Linked DNA regions of Homo sapiens: region 2 is linked to region 1. Evidence: read pairs that join two places in POLR2A ChIA-PET (ENCODE). Cell type or tissue: OCI-LY7. All regions are shown on one strand.

Region 1 (2,500 bases):
CTGACTCTGCTCCCTCTCCCAGTCCCCAACGCAGTGACAAGCCTCAGCAAGCAGGACTGGACCAACAGCACCATTGCTTTGCGCTGGACAGCTCCCCAGGGCCCAGGCCAGTCTTCCTACAGCTACTGGGTCTCATGGGTCAGGGAAGGCATGACTGACCCCAGGACCCAAAGCACCTCAGGTACTGACATCACCCTAAAGGAACTGGAAGCTGGCAGCCTGTACCACCTCACCGTCTGGGCCGAGAGGAATGAGGTCAGAGGCTATAACAGCACCCTCACTGCAGCCACTGGTGAGACACAGTCGGTTCTGAACCCAGCCCTATTAGGATGGGGGAAGGAAAAAGATGAAAGGACTTTGGGAGCTCCTTGGGAGATGAAGAGTACCCATGGGCCTCTCCAGCCTCACCGGCCGGAGCTTAAACCTGTAGGTCCCGTTCCTAGTGGGTGTCGTTTCTTAGCAGACAGGGCTTTCCAAGCTGTGGGACCTGTTTTTTCTCCCTTTGGGAAATGGACTCTTTGGGGTCAGGGGGAGCCCTCAATTGTCCAGCACCACCTCTCAGGAGCTGACAAAGTCACCAGCTGGACAATAGCCAACAGCTGGTCCCAGGGAATTAGATGAAGCGAGAGGGCCCCACCTCTCAGCCTAGGCACGGTGGGTCCCACTCATGAGAAAAATCAAAATCACTCTGGAGACTAGGTTCATTCTTTTTTGTGTGTGTGACAGGGTCTTGCTCTGTTGCCCAGGCTGGAGTGCAGTAGTGTGATCATGGTTACTGCAGCCTCGACCTCCTGGGCTCAACTGATTCTCCCACCTCAGCCTCCTGAGTAGCTGGGACCACAAACATGCGCCACCATGCCCAGCTCATTTAAAAAAATATTTTTTGTAGAGAGAGGGTCTCCTTATGTTGCCCAAGCTGGTGTCGAATTCTTGGGCTCAAGTGATCCTCCCGCCTCGGCCTCCCAAAGCACTGAGATTACAGGAGTGAGCCACTATGCCTGGCCTGAACCTGGAACTCTTTAATCCTTGGTCATTTGGGCTAAAAAGATGAAATTTATCAGCTCCCTCTACAAACGTGGTGTGTCTAGAGTGAGAAGACACCCTACCTGGGGTTCCTGTGGGAAAGAAAATACAGAGATCAGATCTCGAGGGCCATGAGAGGTGGAGGACTACAAATCCCATCACACCATGGGGCCATGACTTCATAAGCTGAAGCGATACAGAGAATCCATAGCCTCATGGGAACTGTAGTTTCAGTAGGTGGAATTGGTGTGCATTTGGGAAGAACAGAAAGATGACAGGGTGGGACCCAGGGCTGTAGCCAGGGGACGGAGAGGGCTAGGAGATTCTGGTCCCCATGGTCTTTGGGTATCTAGACTCTTTCCTGTGGTTCAGCCTCCTTAGCCACTGGAGCCATCAATAATGGATATCTCAGCTTTGCTGTGGGGGAGAGGCAGACAGGCTGGGGTAGGAGGGTCTTCGAGGATACCCCCTTAGGCCTCTGTTCTCACTTCTCAGCTCCCAATGAGGTCACAGATCTCCAGAATGAAACTCAGACTAAGAACTCAGTCATGCTGTGGTGGAAGGCCCCTGGAGACCCCCACTCTCAGTTGTACGTATACTGGGTCCAGTGGGCCAGCAAGGGACATCCCCGGAGGGGGCAAGATCCCCAAGCGAATTGGGTCAACCAGACCAGCAGGACCAATGAGACGTGGTACAAAGTGGAGGCCCTGGAACCCGGGACGTTGTACAATTTCACCGTGTGGGCAGAGAGGAATGACGTAGCCAGTTCCACGCAGAGCCTCTGTGCGTCCACATGTGAGAATCCCCTTCCTGCCTTCAAGTGGTGAACTGGGCTTAGCTCACAGTCCTTGCGAGCTGAGAGATGAATGGAATACAAATTCCATCAGGCCACAGGCCATGACTTCATGAGCTGCAGTGATGGAGGAGCCCAAGGCCTCATGGGAGTTGTAGTTTAAAAGGACTTATTTGTGTCCATTCGGGGAGGACAGAAAAGGAGGGAAGATGAGGTAGTTTGGATTTGGCGAGGAAGGGATGGGCTCGTCTCAGAAAACTGGGGGTAGGGGTGGAGGGGGTGGAAAGCCACCTTGGATGGCACTGCTGACCTCTTGCTTCCTTCACCCAGACCCAGACACAGTCACCATCACTTCCTGTGTCAGCACCTCAGCGGGCTATGGAGTCAACTTGATCTGGTCCTGCCCCCAGGGAGGCTACGAGGCCTTTGAGTTGGAGGTGGGAGGACAGCGGGGCTCCCAGGACAGATCTTCATGTGGGGAGGCTGTGTCTGTGTTGGGTCTCGGGCCGGCTCGGTCCTACCCAGCCACCATCACGACCATCTGGGACGGAATGAAGGTCGTGTCTCACTCTGTGGTCTGCCACACCGAGAGTGCAGGTGAGCGGAGCCGCGCGGGCCAGCCAGCTATGATGAAATTCTCGGTAGACCCCATCAGGCCCCATTGTGAGGAAATCAGTGGGACTC
Region 2 (2,500 bases), 1.0 Mb after region 1:
CCCACTCCAGCCTCCTGCTTTTCTGTAGAGCTTTGCAAGCTGTGCTCTGCAACGTTGTGCAAATAGAATCATACAGTCTTCAGTCTTTTGTGCTGGCTTCTTCTGCCTAGCATTAGGTTTCTTTCTTTTCTTTCTTTCTTTCCTTTCTTGGAATCTCACTCCGTCACCCAGGCTGGAATGCAATGGCGCCATCTCAGCTCACTGCAACCTCCACCTCCCAGGTTCAAGCAATTTTCCTGCCTCAGCCTCTCGTGTAGCTGGGATTACAGGCACCCGCCACCAGGCCCAGCTAATTTTTTTTTTTTTTTGGTATTTTTAGTAGAGACAGGATTTCACCATGTTGGTCAGGCTGGTCTCGAACTCCTGACCTCAGGTGATTCACCCACCTCGGCCTCCCAAAGTGCTGGGATTACAGGCCTGAGCCACTGTACCCAGCTGGTTTCTTTTTTATTGCTACAGAGTATTCTATCTTATGTATAGGCCACAATTTACTTCTCCATTCTACTGTTGGATTGTGTCTACATTCAGATGGTTCCCAGTCTGGGGCTGCGAAACCCCTCATTTTCTGCCTGTTTCCCTCCCAGGCAAAGAAATGCCAGCAGGGACCAGGTGGTCTATGGCTCTGGAACTAAGACGGACCGATGGGCGCGGCTACTTCGGAGGTCCAAGGAGAAAACAAAGGAAGGCTTGCGAAGCCTGCAGCCCTGGGCGTGGACACTGAAGAGGATCGGGGGTGCGGTGGGGTTTGGGTGGTGTCCTGGGGGCAGGGCCTGGACTCCTGGGTCTGAGGGAGGAGGGGCTGGGGACGGACTCCTGGGTTTGAGGGAGGAGGGGCTTGGGCCTGGATTTTTGGGTCTGAGGGAGGAGGGGCTGGGGGTCTGGACTCTTGGGTCTGAGAAAGGCACGGCTGGGCCTGGCGCGGTGGCTCACGCCTGTAATCCCAACAGTTTGGGAGGCCGAGGTGGGTGGATCACCTGAGGTCAAGAATTCGAGACCAGCCTGACCAACATGGTGAAACCCCCGTCTCTACCAAAAATACAAAAACTAGCTGAGCATGGTGGCGCACGCCTGTAATCCCAGCTACTCGTGAGGCTGAGACAGGAGAATTGCTTGAACCCAGGAGGCGGAGGTTGCAGTGAGCCGAGATCGCGCCACTGCACTCCATGCTGGGCGGCAGAGCGAAACTCCGTCTCAAAAAAAAAAAAGAAAAGAAAAGAAAAGAAAAAAAAAAAAATATATATATATATATAGAGAGAGAGAGAGAGAGAGAGAAAGAAGAAGGAAGGAAGGAAGGAAGGAAGGAAGGAAGGAAGGAAGGAAGGAAGGAAGGAAAGAAAGAAGAAAGAAAGGAAAGAAAGAAAAGAAAAGAAAAGAAAAGAAAAGAAAAGAAAAGAAAAGAAAAGAAAAGAAAAGAAAAGAAAAGAAAAGAAAAGAAAAGAAAAGAAAAGAAAGAAAAGAAAAGAAAGAAAGAAAGGAAGGCGCGGCTGGACCCCAGTCCAGGGGTAGGAGGGGCTGGTCCTGCTCCCGGGAAGGAACCTGAGCCTCTCTCTGCTGCCCCCTGCAGGCCAGTTTGGCGCCGGCACGGAGTCCTACTTCTCCCTGCTGCGCTTCCTGCTCCTTCTTAACGTGCTGGCCTCTGTGCTCATGGCCTGCATGACGCTGCTGCCCACCTGGTTGGGAGGCGCTCCCCCAGGCCCTCCCGGCCCCGACATCTCCTCGCCCTGCGGCTCCTATAACCCCCACTCCCAGGGCCTGGTCACCTTTGCCACCCAGCTCTTCAACTTGCTCTCGGGTGAGGTAGGTGCCTGGGTCCCTGGGGGATTCCCCGCCCACCTGTGACCCCAGTGCCTTCAATGACACGAACCTCAAACCCTGACCCCAGACCCTGACTGTGCAGCTCCAGGAGCCCCGCCTCCTCCCACAGTGGCCCCTGCGCCGCCTTCCCCCCACAGGGTTACCTGGAATGGTCCCCTCTCTTCTATGGCTTCTACCCGCCCCGCCCACGCCTGGCGGTCACCTACCTGTGCTGGGCCTTTGCCGTTGGCCTCATCTGCCTCCTGCTCATCCTGCATCGGTCAGTGGCACCTGCACCCCTGACCCCTGACGGGACGGGTTGGGGTGGGGAAGCAAGTGGTGGTGGCAGAAACCCCCTCCCCAAGAATCCTCAGTCTTTTTTTTTTTGAGACGGAGTTTTGCTCTTATTGCCCAGGCTAGAGTGTAGTGGCGCAATCTCGGCTCACTGCAACCTCCGCCTTCCGGTTTCAAGCGATTCTCCTGCCTCAGCCTCCCAAGTTGCTGGGATTACAGGCGCCCGCCACCACGCCCAGCTAACTTTTTTGTATTTTTAGTAGAGATGGGGTTTCACCATGTTGGTCAGGCTGGTCTTGAACTGCTGACCTCGTGATCCACCCGCCTCGGCCTCCCACAGTGCTGGGATTACAGGCGTGAGCCACCGCGCCCGGCCCCAGAATCCTCGGTCTTGCTGTGTAACCCTTTATTC

What was found. Peaks named below come from ENCODE experiments on the same cell type or tissue, not always from the same donor. Only the 100,000 strongest peaks of a DNase experiment are listed, where the experiment ranks them.
Region 2: POLR2A ChIA-PET joins it to region 1 with 5 read pairs; 1 of 35 experiments calls an interaction of 5 or more read pairs at or near these places.

The regions. Positions count from the first base shown.
Region 1 is chr19:55,196,435-55,198,934 of GRCh38, reverse strand. It overlaps PTPRH (protein tyrosine phosphatase receptor type H), which reads left to right. Exons shown (of 20, transcript NM_002842.5): 8 at 23-292; 9 at 1,519-1,818; 10 at 2,147-2,413. Among named protein-coding and RNA genes, the nearest start is that of PTPRH, 12 kb to the left of the region's middle. In OCI-LY7, no CTCF peak of the experiment used is centred here; DNase peaks (open chromatin) are centred at 1,214 and 1,934.
Region 2 is chr19:54,167,745-54,170,244 of GRCh38, reverse strand. TMC4 (transmembrane channel like 4) reads left to right here. Exons shown (of 15, transcript NM_144686.4): 3 at 585-733; 4 at 1,565-1,797; 5 at 1,953-2,074. Among named protein-coding and RNA genes, the nearest start is that of TMC4, 4.2 kb to the left of the region's middle. In OCI-LY7, a CTCF peak has its summit at 1,584 (motif pointing left); a DNase peak (open chromatin) is centred at 1,544.